3 separate regions of the Homo sapiens genome follow, and all the other regions are linked to region 1. The links are chromatin loops, found by intact Hi-C in ENCODE. Cell type or tissue: dorsolateral prefrontal cortex. All regions are shown on one strand. Each heading gives the region's core, and the rest is flanking DNA. Links, peaks and the distances in the headings are about the cores only. Region 1 overlaps MED27 (mediator complex subunit 27). Region 2 overlaps MED27 (mediator complex subunit 27). Region 3 has its middle 21 kb from the start of NTNG2.

Region 1 (5,000 bases), core at 1-5,000:
GTTTCAAAATGTCAGCTACTTGGGTTTCGATCTTCCCTGCCAGAATTTGCAATGAGTGCAATATGCATGGGGCTTTATGGAATTACAGGGAAAGACAGCTTGGCAGGGGCCTCCTCCTGGCTCAAGGAATCGACTCTCCTTTTGGCTTTCCTCCTTTGTATTTACTAGGGTCCATGCAAGCTCAGCCATTCCAGCCCTGCTGACTCTTTGAGTGGAGGAGGCCTGCTAACTATGCAGAGTGGCAGGGTGATTTTGCCCACCCGGCATCATTTTGATCATTTGCTCAAACAAACAAACAAACAAAAACCCAAAACAGCAGAAATGTACGCTAACTGCTATCTGTCTTTTAAAGGGTTCCTCTGAAACCTCAACCATCTTGGATGCTCTCAGTGTACAGTGCACCTCTAACAGCACACATAGGTGGAAGGACTCTTCTTCCCCCAAAACAAAATCTGCCCTTGAGAGCTGACTCATAAGGATTAAGCAGCACTTGTTAATCATATATATGTATCCCAGTTTCCAGGAACACGGCTCTGACTGTCAAGATCTATAAGGGGCCCATTAAATATTTACTGAACCACCTTTATAATGGGAGAAAAGGTCAAAGTTAATAAAACTGACAGGCAGCTCCTGTCCAACTGGATTATACATTATTTAAGCACCAAAACTCCATTCCATGCAACACAGTTTAGATCTGAAGAGGCTCCTGGAAAATGTTCACTCAGCCAATGGTTCTAAAACAGCAGAAGGGAGTTCAGAGTGAATCTACAAATTAACATTAGAAACATATAACTCCCCAAAATACCGCCATAAGTTCTCAATTACAGGTTCTGTAATATTTTCTATAAAAATATATTTCAATAAACATACTTCTCTCCAAATGTCTGCAGCATGGAAACAAGTCTATTTCAAAAAGCAACTTATCAAAGTTCTATTGTGATTTTTCTATCAAAGATCCTCCACTAACCGGGAGGAATAAAAATGAAAGAAGGAGAGAAATGATCTATTCTTTTAACTTTCATATCTTACAAGTGCGGGGAATGGGAGTGTTTATGTGCTGAGTTGGAGGGGAAGGTTCGTGATTTACTGTTAAGTTACTGCTCCACAGGAACAGCCATTTCCGTGTTGCAGTGTTCTCTGGATTTTTTAGAGTATTTCTCTCAGTTACAATTTCACTATCCATTAATTTCCACTTTCTATTTTCTATGAATGACCTAGGATTTTTCTATCAGTTCTCAACCTAAAGCCCTTTCTAACCAATTATATCTACTAATTACCTCTATACCTGAGAAAATTTTAACAATTAATAATGGTCTGAGGAAAGACCAATTAAAATTAGGAAAACTTTGATCTACTGAATCGTTTTTAAAATAATGCTGTTTTAGTCTTATTGAACACGTAAGAGGCTCCAAGTTGTCAGGCAGGGTCCTGACGAAATGTAAGTGGGAGAGGAAGCGCCTCTGTAACCAGCAGCCTCTTTGGAAATGTGCTCCTGGGCTTTGCTGCTACCAAACTGGGTGACCTTACACATCTCCTGTCCCTCTCTAGAAAATATGCATGACATTTTCTCTGAGGACCCCCAAACTCTAAAATTCAATTCCTTTGTATTTCTAAAGGTAGAAAGGTATTTGATGTGAAGGAATGTCCCTACAACATTAATACAAGAGACTTAACAAATCTTTTTCTGTTGGATAGCCAAGGTCTTTACAGAATCCTCTTTTAAAGAGTCCAAACTACTGGGAGTCCAAATTCAATTAGCTTTAATACGCTTCAAATTACAAATAACAACAAATACTGGAAGCAAATGATATAAAAGGAAATGATAAAAACAGGATTCAAATGCAAAGTTTCTGACTTAAATCTTGAGTTCAAGAAATCAGATGAGCAATCACCCCTCTCCCGTTCATTCTCCACTTGCATGATGTCTTCTGCATTGTTCTGAATGCTTCTACCCGCCCCAAAATATTCATAGGTTAATGTTTTGCACTGGACCAAAGTTTGAAAAGAGAACAGAAGGAAATTCATCACACCGATCATGTTCAATATACTAATGAAGCCAGTGGCATTCAATTAGGCCTAGTACTTAAAAGCTGAAGTGTATGCTGGAGCCTCCCTGGGGTCCCTGCTACAGCATCCCATCATATGCAGCACTGCTCTACCCTTGCCATCTGGCCCGAATCCCACTTTAAGAGAACCTGACATTTGAAAACCTCAAAACTTATAAGCCAGATCAATCAAGATTTGATTCTTCTCACTATGAAAATCACTATTCCTTTCTCAAGATTCACCAAAGGCTTCTTTAAGGGTAAAGGGGAAAAAAGAGCTCTCCTGGACGTAAGTTATGATTCACTTTATTTTTTTTTTAAATCACTTTGCATATAATTACATATAAAGGCAAAGAATGGCATAGAATTAAGTTATAATAAATTCTGTCTGGCTTAGACCAGAGGACCCACAGGAGGGCAGAAGAGATCAAGGGGGTAGGGAGCCCCACCATCTCCTCTGCCAGTCACTCTAGGCCAATTTCCTTCTCCAAGCACAAAGCTCCGGTCTGTACTGGGAAAAACGCCCAGAAAAGACAGCCTTGTGTTATTCCTGGGTCTGGGAGTGAAGCTGCCACCCAGGGAGTCTTATCTCTAGGGCACAGACCTTGTTATTGATGACTCTATTCTGTACAATGTCCAGGATAGTGCATTGAATACAGGTGATGCTAATGAATTTGTCAGCTAACAAGTAGACTGGCAGATTCATGGGAATGCTGGCTTGGCTTGGCACTGCAACCAATCTAGAACAGACTGCCTCCATCTGACAGTCCTCTTATGGCTGGCCTCTTACGAAAGCAAACACACTGCTTTCTAGGTGCTCACTGTCAAGATAGAACCACAGAAGAAACCTTTTTTCCTCTTATTCCAGTTGCCCAGAAAGTGGGTATGTTCACAGGCTTGAGCTTGGACCAAGCTCAAAAGAAAAGGGGTCCATAGGGACTGCCCCTAGATGACTTCAAATCACAGAATTTAACAATAGAGAAAGGCCAAAGTAGATGCCAATCTTCCCCCCTACCCACAACCCCATTTCACATGAGAGGAGATGCCAGCCTTAAAGAGGTCACTGACCTCAGGTCACACCATTCGCAGGAGGACGGTGGGCCATACAGGGTTTGCCTTAATAGCTCTGTCCCGCGGGGATAGGTATGCTGCATCTTTCTAACTGGAGGTACTGATGTTTATCTTCCCTTCGGCAACAGAACACAGCGATCCCCCCTGGATGAGAGCTGGCCCATGCCAAGCAGGCAGCCACGTTCCCATCACCAGCCTCTCCTGGCTCCTGCTTGTCATGATAGAACTCTTCACTCTGCCCTCCTGCAGGCGCTGAGACGTTGCATGCTTTTCCCTCCCACTGACTCCAGTCATGTGTTAGGTGGTGAGTTTGAAGAAGTTTTAAACTCTGTTGTCTTCAAGTTTTAATATTCACAGTTAAATACTTTAGAGAAAAGAAATCAAGAAACCATAGTTTCATCAGAAAATCTAAATTCCAGATGCACAGTGGCATGTTGAACCTTCCTAGCAGTTTTGATATGGCTGTGTCACAGAGCAGTTGTGCTTCTGTCTAACGGGTTTCTAGGAGATTCCACATGTATACTCTGTTTCTACTGAAGAATTCTCTTTGCAAATGTATGTTATATATAATGATAGCAAGCAAGGACACCAGTGCCACTTCCCCTGTAGATCACTGACCAAAACAGCCAGAGGTGGCTGGCGTAAGTGCACTGAAAATCCTTCCAATGTATAACAGAACACACCAAAGCCCACAGCCACAACCTAAGGACCCATGACACCTGGAACAATCCACACTGTGTACACCTGAATCAAGTCACACCCCATACAGCTGGGATGTGTGTTGCGACACTGCAAGGTAGGGTGCTAATCTGAGAGTCTCACATAGTCATGTTTCCCCAGACCATTAAGCTTTCAACTAGAACTAAGATTTCTGCAACATCAGGAAACTTTGTCACCACTGTGAGTTGCAAGGACCTTTGCCCCTCATTACTGAAATATGTTTTGTTTCCAGCTAATGAGAAAGAATCATGTATTACAATAGAGTTCTGGTTCTTCTTTTGAACATAACTCCAAGCAAAAAACAGGCAAGCTTGTCTGGTATTATCTGTGCCAAGGAAAACAGCTACAGAAAAATACCATAAATCTAATTGTTTTGCTTGGGTTTTAATCTAAATATCAGATGATGATATTAGCTTCTTTCCTCCTTTTATCTCCTAATGCTTCTTTCAAATAGCCAATAGTTTAGAAAAAAACACCTTAGACTTGAGCTTTTATGGGTAAATAATCTTTTTACTTGGTCAAAACAGCATCAATAAACCATAAGAAGGAAGCCTCCAATTTACTTGCCTATTTGTTCTCTCCTGGAAGCTCGGTTTCACAGCTCCTTCAATTACTAGGAAAGCAGGACAGCAAATCAGGGCTGCGCTTCCTGCTCCACTGTGGCATTATTTATATGCTAAATGCCATTTGAGTTTCTTTCTTCCCTACATATTAGTGCTCAAATGTCCAAACTTCAAAAGCTATCCAAGAAGTAAACAGAGACGATGGATAGCAGCCCTTTTCTTTCTTAAATATCTGTAATGGTTAGGGTTGTTTAGATTGTTCTACTGCAACTCCCCAGAATTTGCACCTTTATTAATAGGACTTTCTCCACAACTGCTCCTGTTTACACTACAGCTGTATGCATGTTATCATCCTTCAAAGGTGCCAGTCCAATAGAAGGAGAATGACTCACATATCTGAATGAATTCACTAACAAAGCAAACTAAAATGTGGCTAACAATGGAAGAAACAACCATCATAGGGATTATTATTTGTAAAGGGAAAGAGAAAGACAACAGAAGAAAGGGAAAAAAAGGGAAGATGAGCAGCTAAGAAAAGACAGACGAGGGTATATAAAAATTGGTGTTTTCCTGTCTCCCAGGAGCCCCCTCTCACTTCACA
Region 2 (5,000 bases), core at 1-5,000, 58 kb before region 1:
AGCGATTCTCCTGCCTCAGCCTCTTGAGTAGCTGGGATTACAGGCGTGCGCCACCGTGCCTGGCTAATTTTTTTGTATTTTTAGTAGAGACAAGGTTTCACTATGTTGGTCAGGCTGGTCTCGAACTCCTGACTTCGTGATCCACCTGCCTCAGCCTCCCAAAATGTTGGGATTACAGGCGTGAGCCACTGCACCCGGCCAAATTAAGTGGTTTTTAATAAGTCTTGGTTAGACAAGGCAAGAGACAGGATCTCCTAGGGACTCAGGTGATGAGAACTCAGGTTGCTTTGCTCTGCAGGCTGTGTCAGTGCTAGGGAGGCCATCAGCTCCCACCGTGGTGCCAAACCAGATGAGGTTCAGCAGCTGCTGTATCACCTGTGCCTGTTGAAACTACAGTCCTGAAAGACTCAGGCACCAAGCTTGGTTTTATAATCATTGCTGCATTCCCATCTGAGCCTGTGACCGGTCTTTACAGCTACGACCTGGGTGAAAATGGACGTGAACGTGTTCAGAGATAGCTGGAGAGGAGACGCAGACTCCACGTGCTGAGCAGAATTTCAGCAGGACAACCTCATCCTGTGAAGCCCTTTGGCTCTTTATTTGCCTGTCTGGACTATTAAGAGTTTCACATGTGTTTGAATAGAGAAAACATTTTTGACATATTTAAACCTGTACATTACTACTGAAGTAAGATATTTCCCTCAAAACAATTTTTGGATAGAAAATTCTTTTCATGTTGAATGGGAACAATTAATAAAACAGGAAGACAGTGCTGTAGTTTAGATCATGAAATCAGGCGTCCAACTGCCTTGGTCCAATTCCCAGCTCTATGAAGTAGGTGAGTTACTGGGCTTCAACTCTCATTTTGAAGTGAGGACAATAACAGTATCTTCTTTCATAAGGTGGCTGTGAAGACTAAATGCGTAAGGCATGGAAGGAGCCTGGCACATTTCCTGTACAACACACATGTATACCCGCACTAAGTGGTCAGTTATATGATGAAGATAACTCAGTACATTGAACTCTGACCCAGAATCCAAGTAACTGGGTCTTTTGCCACAGTTTTCTCCACCACCTCACCTTAACCCAAAGCATATAGGGCAGTGTAATCAGCTGAAAAAATCCTGGCGCCGCTCTGGAAAAGTCTAGATTCCATCCTGGCCCTCCTCCTTGTACAGAGGGCCACAGCGGGCAAATCACCCAGCCCTCTGGCTTCGGTTTCCTCTTCTTTAGACAAGGTAATCTCTAAGGGTCCTTCCAGCTCTAGTCAGTTCGATACACATTTCCTAAAGCTTACTACATGCACAAAGAAGCAATTATACAGTTATAAAGACTGTCCATCTTTGAATGGTACATACGGTAATTATTCCAGAAAACTCAAATTAATCAGAATACCCTATTTCTTAACCTCTGGGAATAACTGGAATCTATTATGCTTGATAGATTTCAGTGAAATCTATCAGTATATAACAGCAGAACAATTCCAAGTACCATTCTGGCATAAAATACGTGTTCTTTGCCACTATCTAGGGGGGCCCATTACTAGAAATTTCTGAAGAAACTTGTAACTAGAAGGAACTATTGCAACTAAGCCTGAGGACTAAAGATGAGTATTTTAACAAGAACCCCAGGAAACAAATTTTGTAATCAAGGAAATTTACAGGAACACTACAGTTCACAAATGAATATTTGCTGTAGCTGAGTAGGCTGCCCTAATGTGGCTGTGTAGGATGCTCAGAGGGCATGTGTAATTAAAGGGCACATACCTCATCTGTCTTTCACTTGAGGATCTCAGAATAGAACAGATAAAAACAATTATTTACTTAAATGTCAACGGCTTTAGAAATAGAAGCCAGGAATATAAGCATGCAGGTCTTCGAATTCTTAAATTTCAGACACCCACTCTTGTAAACAGGAGATCTGTTACAATTAACAGATGCAGCTGTAACTCAGATTCAGTTGTGTCGTATCAATCACTCCGTTTAATGCTCCAAATATCACCATATGCACCTACCCCATGAAGGCTGTAGCTTGACGCTCTGACTTGTGAAGTGGGGTGTGTGTGTGCGCTCGTGCACACAAGAAATATTTGAGTGGGTACAGTTCAAGAGCTAGGGACGTGGCTCATAATGATCCAGCAAAGAGTCTCTCTCACTCAGATCTCACCTTTGTCTTGACAGAGACTGTAGTGAATCACACTGTGAATGAGTCAACAATGCAACAGCGTTAAAGTCAACTGCTTAGAATTGTGTTAATATAAAGGATTACATGTAAAATGGGAGATAATCATTCCATTTTGGTAAAAACACGTGTAGTACCAACATGAATAATAATGAGGGATGACAAATTGGAGCGTATGTACAGAAGATGAATACAGCCAGTAATCCCTTTGAACACAGGTATACAAAGCCTTAACAACAAGGGGAGAGTGTCTACCACAAAATAAGAGATGAGATGACACAGCTACTCCTAAAACATGCAAATGGAAGTTGCTGAGTGAAGACAGATCAATTATCCTCAGTCGATGAGAATAATAAGACAGAGTGACAGCAGGAAACACTGAGGTTAAATATTAGGCAAAACGTAACAATGGGAAGAATGCTAGCAGAGGAGAGGCTGCCAGGAGAGTCGAAGAAATGACCGCCTGTAGAGGCATGCAGGGTTAAAGCTGGACACCTGCCTCATTATGAGTGGAATTATTCCTGCCACAGCTCAGGGAAACTGGAGAAGAGTGTCATTAGAGAGGTCTCTGCTGATCTAAATGGGTACGAAAACAAGGAGGCTGAGCTCTTGCTTATCAACATTTTTAACCCTCCAAAGTAAGTGAGGGTTTTGCCCACTGGGCAACAGTCTTGACACTGAAACCCATCACATGCCCGTAAAAATGGCCCGCACGTGGCATATGTCGCAGCAGGCAAGAAGGCAACACAATGGCTGCTTGTTTCAGAGACAGAAGCTTGAAGCTGTCTGGGCGGCGGCTCTGGGTAATCACATCCCAAACACAGAACAGGATTTTTTCCCTGCCTGAAATGCTCTCTGATATTTTTCAGCCTTAATTCAAAGGTTTCTTTCTTTGTTGAGTTCAGAACAGTATAGCATGTTTTCTGTTGTTAAACAACGTAAAGCATTTACACTTGATTAGCTGTAGTATGAGTATCAGCAGGACTTGGAAACTTTTCATCATCTTCATGAAGGTTCTGAGGGTCCGCTGACAGCCCTGGGAAATAGTGTTTTTCCAGATTTCCACTGTAAATAATGGCTGACCATTGGCCTCTGTGTTTCAAGGCCTGATGAAGGCAGCAGGGCACAGGACAGAACCGCTGCTTTCGTGAACTAGCGAAGGAGCCTCATGCTGGGGAGGCGCTGCTTTCTACAGTCCCTTCCCACTTAGGGTAGCACAGCCTGGCCATATCCACAGGGGCCCTAAACACTCTACAGCTAAAAAGCCTTCTTCTGCTCTCTCTCTCTCTGAAAGATGACAATATGTGCTGTGCACCCTTAGCGCTATTTTCTCCATGAAGTGAAAGGCACTTCAGTGAATCAATCCATGTTTGGAAATATATTCCAAAAGTTGATAGATTTAAGAATTATAATGATAATCTCCAAAGGAATCATATAATCCTGGAGACAGAAGACAACTGAGAGGATAGCTAGTCTAAATTTGTTACTCGATGGACAGGCTAGCTGACTGGTTTAAAGACTTCTATCTAGTGGTAGGCAAAGCTGGGACTGGAACTCAGATCCTTCTGAATGTTTTCTTTCCCCCATACACTAGTCTGAGATAGAGACATTTAAAATGTGGCTACTGATAAGCATTGTGAACCAATAAACTCTTCCAAAAGGCAGATTTAAGATACTCTTACAGCCACATGGAGAAAAGTTTCCACTGTTATTTATGTATTTATTTTTGAGACGGGGTCTGACTCTGTCACCCAGGCTGGACTGCAGAGGCACAATCACAACTCACTGCAACCTCCGCCTTCCAGGCTCAAGTCATCCTCCCACTTCAGCCTCCTGAGTAGCTGGCATTACAGGCATGTGCCACCACACCCAGCTAATTTTTGTATTTTTTTGGTAGAGACAGGGTTTCACCATGTTGTCCAGGTTGCTCTTGAATTCCTGGGCTCAAGTGATCCACCCACCTCAGCCTCCCAAAATGCTGGGACTACAGGTGTGAGCCATTGTGCCTGGCGTGTGATTTTTTTTTTTTTGTGATAGGAGTATTATATTCTGATCCACTCTTACTTTTCCAGCAATAAATTCTGGTCATAGTTTACATGTAATCGAAATTATCCCACTAGGTTTTGAGAAAGCTTGATCTATTTTCAAACACAGATTCAAGAAATCATGAGTTTGTGTTTAAAGTGGATGCTTGGACATACTCAACTCCATCCCGGCTGGGTGCTATTTTATGCTCAATTAGTATCTGTTTTGGTATTTTCTTTAAATCTTTTGGAATAAAACAGTAATCCTGTTAAATAAATTTTTGTAAATATTCTTGGCATTCTTTCCTTTAGTGAAGAGGAAAGCTGGATGAAGTTCATAGTAAGATGGTTTCATTTTATCTGAATTTTAAGTAACTGGCTAATGATTTTCATTCCACAGATGTGGACGACATTTCAGCATTGATTCAAATACACTTGATTCATCTATTTTGGTTTGCAAGAAAGTTTCTAATATAAAAATAAAACTTTAAAAAGCCGAACATAAATTTCTAAACCTGTGCTGCAATGGCCAGTAAAATATTAAAGCATAATGTTCAGCTAAACTATTTCCAAGCCATACATCATTTTCTGTTTGGGTCCTACCCAACTGTTTCAAAGTTCATTTTTACAGTGTTCAGGGATAATAGCAACCGTATCATTCACAGGAGCCATGGCCAGTCAATTTCTACAGAGAGGAAATGGAATTGTTCCAAACAGATTAAGTTTTAGCGTAGAGAACAAAGACCCCCTGAGGTTAGCATTTCTGAAACAAAATGGCCAGAAATTAAGTTTAGA
Region 3 (10,911 bases), core at 3,006-8,005, 120 kb after region 1:
CACACCCAGCTAGTTTTTGTATTTTTAGTACAGACTGGGTTTCACCATGTTGGCCAGGCTGGTCTCGAACTCCTGAGCTCAAGTGATCTGCCCGCCTTGGCCTCCCAAAGTGCTGGGATTATAGGCGTGAGCCACCGCACCCAGCCCATTGTAGGTTTTAAGATCACTGGTATCATCCATAGTAAAAAGAGAGAGGGATGGTCATGTTCATAGACCTTAAAGTGGAAAGTCACCTACACCTGGAGGCAGAGGCCTGGAAACTTCCAGCCACATGACCTCAGGAAAGTCCTTTCCCTTGTTACGTCTCAGTATCCCCAACTGTAAAGCAGGAGGGAGGACCCTGATGTCAAGGCCCCTCTGGCGCAGGACTGTGAAGTGCCTAGGATGGGCTCCCATGGACCGGCTGGAGTCCCCAGATCCCCTGGGGTCCACCAACCCTGCTCCGGCAGCACACCCTGCGGGCTGCGGCTCCCTCCCCTGCCCAAGTGGGTGCTTCTGAGGGAAGGGTCCAGATAGCTCTCCTGCCTCTCCTCCTGCCTTGACAGGGAGCAGGCTGCATGGAGAGGCTTTTAAACCTGCCTGGCTGCTGTGAGTATTGATCAGCTTTGTTCCTTAATGGGATTCTTGCGTGCTCGCTGCCGGCCGCCCCTCCTCCAGCCCCCATTATTCTGGGCCATCGCTGCTTCAGGCCTCCTTCCCTCAGCTGAACAACACCAGAGAGTGGAAGAGCTGAGAGCGGCGCTCCTCTAAGGGGGAACGAGGGGACAAGCAAGCCACAGTGCTAGCTGGGGGCTGAGAGCTGAGCCACTGCCTGTCACAAAGGATGGCCAACTGCCGAGCACCTGTCCCAGGAGCTGCGGGCTACTTGGTGACCCCCACGCTGGGGTCAGGTCCTGGAGCCCTCTCCTGAGCCCAGCTGAGCCCCTCCTTCCTCCCTCATGGGTCCAAGCAAGTGTGGCCCTCAGGTGTGGGTGGCCGTGCCCTAGCCTCTCTCTCCCTGTTGTTGCCAAAGAACCCCCAAAAATGTCACCTGTGAAAGTTCTGGATTTCCTCGACTTCGGGAAATGGCAGTTTTCAGGCTGGTCTGTTGCTATGGAATTCAAATTCATGGCAACTTTGTGCCATTGTGTTGGCTGCCTGCCTTAGCTCCTCTGACTTCCTTTACAATCAAGTCAATAAAAGTGTCACCTCGCCCTCATCTTTTTAGTATTTATATTTCAGATCAATGTGAGGCCTGAAGCCCATTGATTACCCTCCGATGAGTTGCAAAAAAGTGCAGTATTAAAAAGGGCTGGTTCTGAGATGGAGCCGGGGAAGTTGCTGGTCATGTGAGTCAAGTTGTTTTCACATACAGCAACATCTTTTATTTATACGATTGCAATGTCTACCTCTGTTGTAGCTGTTCCTGCCTTTCCCGTGACACCGGGGCTGCAGTTCCACGCCCCGACAAGTTGCCTGGTTGTTGCAAGCACCCCACAGTGGCCTCCAGCCTGTCCTGGGAAACCAGCTCTGAAGAGCAGGGACCCTGCATTACGCCTTCCGTGACAGCCCCGAGGGGAATCTTCAAAAAAGAGACACACTCGTGGCACTTAAAGGAAGCTGAATGTGCCTGTTCCTGGCTGGTCTGGGAGAACAGGCTTGTGCTGGGGACATGGAACACACTTAATGGCCAATCGATACCCAAGTCACGGTATCTGCTGCCCGCGGTTTACGTTTTCTAATAGGCGCCTCCTCGGGTCATCAATACAGTGGTAGAAATGTCATCTTCAACTTCATACTGGCCCCAGGGCTGCTTCCAAGGCAGCCAGCACAGCCCCTTACAGCCTGGAAAGGAACACAACCACTGGCAAGCTGGGCTTACGCATCCCCAAAGAGGACACGGGAACAGGCCAGAAACACACACGGCAGAGACTGCAAGCCCCATGGCAGCCCCTACCCATTTCGTCCCTGACTCACAGCTTGATGATGTAGCAATGAGGGTGAAAAAGAGGCCCGTGCAGGCTTTTTTGTCTTGTTTTGTTTTGTTTTGAGACAGAGTCTCACTCTGTCTCTTAGGCTGGAGTGCAGTGGCGTGATCTTGGCTCACTGCAACCTCCGCCTTTGGGTTCAAGTGATTCTCCTGCCTAAGCCTCCCAAGTAGCTGGGATTACAGGCACGTGCCACCAAGCCCGGCTAATTTTTGTATTTTTTTTTTAGCAGAGATGGGGTTTCTCCATGTTGGCCAGGCTGGTCTCAAAGTCTTGACCTCAAGGGATGCCCCCTGCCTTGGCCTCCCAAAGTGTCGGGATTACAGGCGTGAGCCACCGCGCCCGGCCTCGTGCAGGCTTTTGAAGCAGAGGGAAAGCATCTCAAAGCACGGCAAGAGGGGACAGAGCTGGGCCAGGGAAGGAGTCCGTCATTTTTAATAGTTTGTAATTTAGGAAGTAATGGAGTGGCATGACGAGGGGCTTTGAATTTTCACACCCAGCTACTCTGCTTCATAGCTGTGTGATTTTCGGCAAATGACTTAACATATCTGAGCCACAATTCCTTATGCATAAACTGGGGATGATAACAGTGCCTGATTGGTGGGGCAGCCTGCTGGGAGCTTAACTGGGATAACACAGGTGATGAGTCTGGTCCAGGCAGCTGGCACAAAGGAAGTGCTCCCTCCTTCTTATTACTAACTCGTGTTATTGTTACTGTACAAAATGCCTGACCCTCCATCAGACATTGCACCCCATGGCACGCTGGCCATCCCCAAGCAAGGCCTCTACACGTGCCTGCGCATGCCTTCTCTGACAAGGAGGGGCTGTGTCGGCTCCGGCCACCCCTGTATCCTCAGAGCCCAGTACTCTGTTTCACTCGTCACCAGGCTCTGTTTTAAGTACTTTTCTGTGCACTAGCTCATTAGATCCTCAATAATATGATGGCTAGCCATTCATCACAACAGTTTCTAGAAAATTCCTTGCAGATGTGAGAATGTGGCTGGTGTCATTGTGGAGTTTGACGGCATTTCTCTTGGTGGGTGATGTTGGGAGTTTAATTAGAAATGGTGGGGCAGACCAGTTGTGGTGGCTCATACCTGTAATCCCAGCACTTTGGGAGGCCAAGGCAGGCAGATTGCTTTAAGGCCAGGAATTCAAGACCAGCCTGGGCAACATGGTGAAACCCTATATGCACACAAAAAAAGAATGAGCCAAGTGGGGTGGCATGCACCTGTAGTCCTAGCTACTAGGGAGGCTAAGGTGAGAGGATCACCTGAGCCCAAGGAGATAAAGGCTACAGTGAGCCATGATTGCACCACTGCACTCCAGCCTGGGCGACAGAGTGAGATCCTATATCAAAGAAGAAGGGAAGGGAAGGGGAGGGGAGGGGAGAGAAGGGGAGAGGAGGGGAGGGAAGGGGAGGGGAGGGGAGAGAAGGGGAGAGGAGGGGAGGGAAGAAGAGAAGGAAGAGAAGGGGAGGGGAAGGGAGGAAAGAAGGGAAGGGCTAGGTGCAGTGGCTCATGCCTGTAATCACAGCACTTTGGAAGGCTGAGGAGGGTGGATAACCTGAGGTCGGGAGTTCGAGACCAGCCTGATCAACATGGAGAAACCCCATCTCTACTAAAAATTCAAAATTAGCCTGGCATGGTGGCACATGCCTGTAATCCCAGCTACTCAGGAGGCTAAGGCAGGAGAATCACTTGAACCCGGGAGGTGGAGGTTGCAGTGAGCCAAGATCGCACCATTGCACTCTAGCCTGGGGAACAAAAGCTAAACTCCATCTTAAAAAAAAAAAAAAGGGAAGAAAGGGGAGGGGAGGGTGGGGGAGGGGAAAAGCAAAGCTGGGGCAAGTGACCAGACCATGAGAGTGTCGAAGGACCCCTTGCTGGGGGCGCCTAAAGACCGCGTGCAGCTCGTGTCTTCTTGCCTGGCTTCTTGCTCACTCTTTTTTGTCTTTTTTTTTTTCCTTTAAGGTGAAATTTACATAACAAAGAATCAGCCACTTGAAAGTGACCATGGCATTTAGTACTTTCACAAAGTTGTGCCACCACAACCTCTAACTAGTTCCAAAATATCTTCATCACCCCAAGGTAAAACTCTGTATCCATTCATTAGCAGTTACTCCCCACTTCCCTTCTCCCTCCTGCAACCACCAATCTGCTCTCTGTCTATGGATTTACCTATTCTGGATATTTCATATAAATGGGATCATATAATACATGACCTTTCGTGACTGGCTGCTTTTACTTAGCATAATGTTTTCAAGGTTCATCCTGGTTGCAGCACGGATCAATACTTCATTTCTCTTTAAGGCAGAATAATATTCCGTTGCCTGGATAGACCACATTTTGTCTACCCATCCCCTGTCGGAGGGCACTTGGATTGCTTCTACCTTTTGTCTCCTGAGAATAAGCTGCTGAGGACACGGGTGTACAACTCAAATACTCTTGATTTGCATCACAGCTGGACTTGCAGCTCTCAAAACCATCCCCTCTCCTGGTTCTGCCCTGGTGCTCCCATCCCCCTGGTTGACTCCTACTCAATCCTTAGGGCTCAGCTTCATGCCACTTCCTCCAGGAAGCCTCCTTGCTGTGCCTGGACAAGGCTGGTGCTCCTTTTCCTGAGGGGCTCCGTGACACTCTGGACAACCCCCAAGCAAGACCTCTGCACATGCCGATCACTGCTTGTGAATGTCTTCCCTGATGAGGATGCAGCTGTGCCTGCGCCAGCCACAGCTGTATCCTCAGAGCTCAGCACAATCCTGGGTGCACAGGAGGCACTTTAAAATGCTTGTTGATTACCTAGGTGGCCATCACCTCTGCAATTACTGGGACTTTGTGGCAGCTTCATAGGTTTTCTGACCCAGGAGTGATCATCAGATTGCAGGTTGGAGCGAGGTTCGTTTAATAGACGGGAGAAGCCACCTCCAGTGATTATCCCCAGTGGTGAAAGGCCCTTGGGAGACTTGTTGATAAAACAAAATGCAGTATGAAAATGGGAGCAGGCCGGGGAGCGGTGGCTCACGCCTGTAATCCCAGCACTTTGGGAGGCCAAAGTGGGTGGATCGCCTGAGGTCAGGAGTTTGAGACCAGCCTGACCAACGTGGTGAAATCCAGTCTCTACTAAATCTACAAAAATTAGCCAGGTTTGGTGGTGCATGCCTGTAATCCCAGCTACTCAGGAGGCTGAGGCAGGAGAATTGCTTGAACCCGGGAGGCAGAGGTTGCAGTGAGCAGAAATCACGCCACTGCACTCCAGCCTGGGTGACAAGAGCAAAACTCTGTCTCAAAAAATAAAGAAAGAAAGAAAGAAAGAAAATAAAAGAAAATGGGAACAAAGCTGCCATTAAAAATGATTAATTAGAGCCCTGCTCATAGGTCTATGAGGAACAACACTATTAATATTCATGACCCTTAAACATTCTCCATGCACAGCCACTTACTCTTTATTTCTGTACTTGCTACTGTGTGGGCTCACCCTTTACCCTGAAGCTCTCCGAAGCATGAATTCTTCCCCAGAATGATTCCCTCTGGAGGGAACTGGGCCAGAGTTTCTGCCACTCACTTGCCTAAGGACTGTCACCATTGTTTACCCGCTCCCCAGACGCCTGCGCCCGGGCAGCTCAGAAAGTGCTTCCCCTCCCACCCCAGCCAGGTAGCAGGCAGAATGAGCCTTTTTTACGGTTTTATTTTGTAGCTGAACGCCACGGTGGTTTCTGGGAAGAAGGGGACAATGCCTGACCCCACGGGAGAGGGCTTAGCTTTCCCTAATAAGATGGCAGCAGAGAGATGACACAGAGAGAATGAAGGGACCGCTTCAATAGGGCAGCTGAAAGGAAACCATTCACGAGGGAAGGCAGAGTGAGAAGCCCGCAGGGGCAGGCGCCCCAGGAGCCCGTCAGCTCCACGGCAGCTCCAGCTGGGGAACATGCCAACCGCAACCTGGGAAAGCGCCAATTAAAAATATTAACCCCTGTGCAGGGCTCCGGACGCGGGCGCTGGTCATGGCGGAGCAGCGGCTCTGTGCTTTGAGGAAGATGTGTAGGAGAAGGAAGTGCAGAGAACCCAGTCGGGCTCATTGTTTTGCCTGTCCCGGTGGGAGCAAAAATCACTCCCTAGCACTTTTTACCTGTTTCTTGCCCCTGTGGCATCTTTGCTCTCCATCTGCCTCTTAGGAAGGGCCTCCTTTCTGCAGTGCCATCAACCCTTAATGAGGGCTCCGTGAGGATAAAGACCGCGTCCACTTTGCTTGCTGGGGCCCAGCACACAGCAGGCGCTCAATAAATGCTCGATGAAGGATAATTCGGTTATTTAGCCCTATTTAATTACAAGCAACTCTCAATTGTCTTTAAAAATGATCAGGAGGGGAAGAGAACATTCAAACATGTCTATTTGTCTTGGGAGTGGGGTTCTTGGGCTGATATTTCATAATACATGTGATTACACCGGGTATTTTGCAGGAATTTTCTTCTCCAGGTCTGAGATGTGTTACGTAACTTTTCTTCTTTAAATGTAATTGACATTCACTGGGTGCTGCACAGGCACTGGGCGTGGTCTGAGGGCTTCATCCTCACATGCTCCGGGATGGAAGTGTGATAGCAGCTGCACTTCCCATCACTAGGAGCATGACTTCATCAGGTATGTCCCGAATAATAACCAGCCACACACACCACACACACACACACACACACCACACACACACACACCACACACACCCCCCACACACACACCACACACACACAGCACACACACACCGCACACACACCGCACACACACACACCACACACACACCACACACACACACCACACACACAGAGCTTCATGGCCATATTTAGTGATTAGCTAATATAAAAAAGTTTGTACAAAGCTGACTTTACCCAGCAGGTACATTCCTTACCTTGTGATCTTGATGGGGAAACTGAGGCTCAGAGAAGTGAAGCAACTTCCCAGGTTCACACAGCTAGAGACTGGCAGACTATAGGATATGGTGTTTACGTAAATGCAAATGTATTTGAAAGCTTTTGATTCTGAGGCTAGAAGTTCATTCAAGAGGATCCGACTATCTTCTGCTGCACATAAACGGGATCTCCCGCTTTGCTCTTACGTGGCTGTGACTGGCTTCGACCCCTGTTGTGGAAGCGAGCTGGTGCTCCCTGCACCGCCCTTGCCTGGGGCAGCTACAGCTCAGCCTGGCTCAGCACTCCCCATCTTGCCAGACTGCCCCAGTCCCTCTAGACAATCAATCTGGTCTTCCCCAGCCTCCCAGCTCTGTCTTCAGTGCCCTTTAATTAAACAGGAACTCTCTGCAGAAAGCAATTGAATTATCTAATTATGCCCTCCTAACCCAATTGCCGTCGTTAACACCAGTGACTTGGCAAAGCAGGTGTCTATGGGGCTCAATGGGAACCAGCAGTGACCCCCAAGCCACTCCTTTCTCCCACCCCACCCAACCCCAGACCTTGTCCTAAATAATGAATAGCCCAGAACCTGATGGCTGTGCTGGCCGGGACCTCAGATGCTGGCAGGAGCTTCAGCTGCCCTTAAATGCTCCTGAGTGGCTGCAAAGGACAGGGAGGGTAGAACATCCATCCGAGAGACCTCCTCCTGCCCTGGCTGGGCCCCGAACCGCTCTGTGGCATCCAAAGCATCTGGCTTCATATCCACTGGTTTGTTTTGTGTAATCATCCTGCAGCTCCCGAGCGGGCATCTCCTGTGTGAGGGCACACTGCCAGGGGCTGGGCATCAGAGATGAAGTCTTACTGTCACCTGGCTATAGTCCCAGGACATGGCCTTCACCCTGACTGAAGCTGGGGCTGGCTGACTCACCCCCACCTTTTCTGGGGCCCCCAGCTCAGAGCCCCTCTTGGAGAAGGATTCAAGGCATATTTGAATAATAACTATTAAGATAAAATTCTAATATTGTGTGCATAATATTTAATGTGCTGCCTATGTAGCAAACACCAGGTTCTTTTAATTTAAACGTAATTCTTACTTTTTTTTTTTTTTTTGAGATGGAGTTTCGCTTTTGTTGCCCAGGCTGGAGTGCAATGGCATGATCTTGGCTCACTGCAACCTCCGCCTTCCGGGTTCAAATGATTCTCCTGCCTCAGCCTCCTGAATAGCTGGGATTACAGGTGCCCACCACCATGCCCAGCTAATTTTTGCATTTTTAGTAGAGACGGTGTTTCACCATGTTGGCCAGGCTGGTCTCAAACTCATGACCTCAGGTGATTTTCCCACCTCAGCTTCCCAAAGTGCTGGGATTACAGGCGTGAGTCACCACGTCTGGCCTTACTTTGTAATTTGAAAACATGTCAAACCTATGCAAGTATAGCAAAATTAATTCCTGTGTACCTTTCCCTCGATTCCCAGTTTGTGAGCACCTTGCCACATTGCTGTCTCTCTCCACACATAGTCTATACTGTTGTAGTTTTGTTGACTCCTTCTAGAGTTAGTTGCAGACATCATGTCCCTTCACCACAAATTACTTGCAGCTTGTGTCATCTAAGAATGGGACACTTACAGCCTCAGGACAATGATCAGATTCAAGAAATTTAATACTGATAGCATACCACTGCCCTATGCGGGAGATGGTCCCTGTGCACGTTTTGCTAATTTTCCCAATACTCCTCTTTTCAGTAATTTTATCTTTTCCCTTGACCCAGGGTCCAGTCCAAGACCCCACATTACACTGGGTTGTGCCTCGTCAGCCCCTGTAGTCTAGACCAGCTCCTCAGCCCATATATATATAAAATGTGTATATATATATATATATATAATGTATATATATATAAAATGTGTATATATAATGTATATATATATAATGTATATATATAATGTGTATATATACACACATATATACATATGTATATATGTATATACATATATGTGTACCTTATATATACGTGTGTGTGTGTATATATATATGTATTTTAATGTTGGAAAAATTTTAGATTTACAGAAAATTTCCAAAGATAGAACAGAGTGTTCTCCATAACCCTTCATCCAGTTCCCCCTAATGTTATCATCTGACGTAACCACAGTACACCTGTCAAAAGTGAGAAAAGAGCGTTGTTGCTGCTACAGACCAAACTCCAGACGTTGGATTTCATCTGTTTTTCCACGAATGTCCTTTTTCTGTTCCAGGATCTCACTTTGTACTCAGCAGCAGCTGTTGATCTTTCAAGAGACTGATGGACGTTAGGTTCTTTCCAAACTTGTGTCATTTTAATTTCCTCAACAACCCTGCAAAGACGGTGTGTTATCGAGGAAACTGAGATGAGAGGAGGTGAAATGACTCACCCAAGGTCACATGGCTAGTAAGTGGAAAAGGCTGACTCAAGCCCTCAGCCTGGCTCCAAAGCTAGCTCCAACTTCATCTGCATCATGAATCTCTCTCTCTGTCTCTCTGTCTCTCGCTCTCATGCATACATCACACTCACACAGAGGTGCACACACAGCGTTTTACCCATATTTAGCAATTGGCTAACATAAACAATTTTAACAACGTGCCAAATATTAAAAGAATCCCTCACTTTATCCAACAGGTATATTCCCAAAAAGTTGACTGTAGTTCTGTAGAAGAGCTCACTAGAAAGTAGCCATGTATCGGCCGGGCACGGTGGCTCACGCCTGTAATCCCAGCACTTTGGGAGGCCAAGGTGGGAGGATCACCTGAGGTCAGGAATTCAAGACCGGCCTGGCCAACATGGTGAAACCCCATCTGTACGAAAAACACAGAAATTAACCGGGCTTGGTGGCGCGTGCCTGTAGTCCCAGCTACTCCAGATGCTGAGGCAGGAGAATCACTTGAACCCAGGAGGCGAAGGTTGCAGTGAGCCAAGATCACACCACTGCACTCCAGCCTGGGCGATAGACGGAGACTCCATCAAAAAAAGAAAAAAAGAAAAAAAAAGTAGCCATGTATCCCTTGCCTGCTATGGGCTCAATGCTTTGCATATATTTCTTCATTTGATCAGTACACAACTGTTGATGGGATGTGCTGTCACGCCCATTTTAGAGATATGAAAATGGAGTCACAGACATGAGAATTGACTCATTCTAGGTGGAACGGCCAGTTACTAGCCGAGCGGGGATTGGAACTCAGTTCCCTTTGTCCCCAGTGCCTCGTCCTTAACCACCAGGTTCAACTCACTCCCAGATGAAAGGGTTCCCGCTGTCCTTGTGCGTCCTCGTGCAGTGGCAGTGGAGAACGCTGGACAGAATGGCTGCAGAGGCTCTGCGGTAGGCCTGACGCCACTCATGATTCCCAGGGACTCCTGTGCCTCGGGCAGCCAGTGCCACCCTGTCACTCACAGGGATGAGGCTGATCCAAGGGCTCCACTTTAATAACGGGTCCAGCTGGTGCCAGCTTTTATTTTAGCGACGTGTGAATGCTGTTGCCATGGAATGCAGCCTTATACCCAGGGTGCAGGAACTACCGAGAGGAGAAGCTGCTCTGGGCTGTGTTTTTCCCTCTATCCAAATTTCATTTCCCTCTGCATGTTCCACCACTGATTATCTTTTTAGTCTGCACAGAAAACTGGCACACGGAGGACAGTTTGAGTCAAGGCGCTCTGTGCTTTATCGTCCCCAGTCCCCATGTGTTTACAAGCCACCACTTCTGAGAAGGGAGGCATATGAAATTGTTATTTTCCCACTGTGTGTGAAAATAGCATCCGAGTAGAGCGTGGGGCAGGATTGGTCCAACATGCCAAACAGCAGCTCTTCCTTCTCAGTAGGACAGCGGTCCCCAAACTGCTCCTCAGACACCCTTCACTCCTGTTAAAACTTGGCTTAAAAAGTCTCTTTTTGAAAAGAGGGGCTTGGGACTCCCAGGAGTCTTTGCCTGGGCATGTACACAAACCAGCGGCCCTCTCGGCCGTGCGGCGCGTGGAGGTTGTGTGAGCCCTGGCTTCCGCGTCAGCAGACCTGGACTTAGCTTC

Evidence for each region. Peaks named below come from ENCODE experiments on the same cell type or tissue, not always from the same donor. Only the 100,000 strongest peaks of a DNase experiment are listed, where the experiment ranks them.
Region 2: a loop joins it to region 1, with 2.0 times the contacts of the local background. A loop is called at or near these places in 1 of 110 quality-filtered maps.
Region 3: a loop joins it to region 1, with 1.8 times the contacts of the local background. A loop is called at or near these places in 1 of 110 quality-filtered maps.

Annotation. Positions count from the first base shown.
Region 1 is chr9:132,016,558-132,021,557 of GRCh38, forward strand. The region is part of intron 2 of MED27 (mediator complex subunit 27); the gene reads right to left. Among named protein-coding and RNA genes, the nearest start is that of MED27, 61 kb to the right of the region's middle. In dorsolateral prefrontal cortex, for the core only: CTCF peaks have their summits at 2,464 and 2,663; a DNase peak (open chromatin) is centred at 2,534; H3K27ac peaks cover 408 bases.
Region 2 is chr9:131,958,346-131,963,345 of GRCh38, forward strand. All of the region lies in intron 3 of MED27 (mediator complex subunit 27), which reads right to left. Among named protein-coding and RNA genes, the nearest start is that of MED27, 120 kb to the right of the region's middle. In dorsolateral prefrontal cortex, for the core only: a CTCF peak has its summit at 3,070; DNase peaks (open chromatin) are centred at 2,926 and 3,343; H3K4me3 peaks cover 1,329 bases; H3K27ac peaks cover 3,383 bases.
Region 3 is chr9:132,135,903-132,146,813 of GRCh38, forward strand. No RefSeq gene overlaps it. Among named protein-coding and RNA genes, the nearest start is that of NTNG2, 21 kb to the right of the region's middle. RefSeq lists an enhancer at 650-1,163. In dorsolateral prefrontal cortex, for the core only: no CTCF peak of the experiment used is centred there; DNase peaks (open chromatin) are centred at 5,569 and 5,870; H3K4me3 peaks cover 1,051 bases; H3K27ac peaks cover 1,441 bases.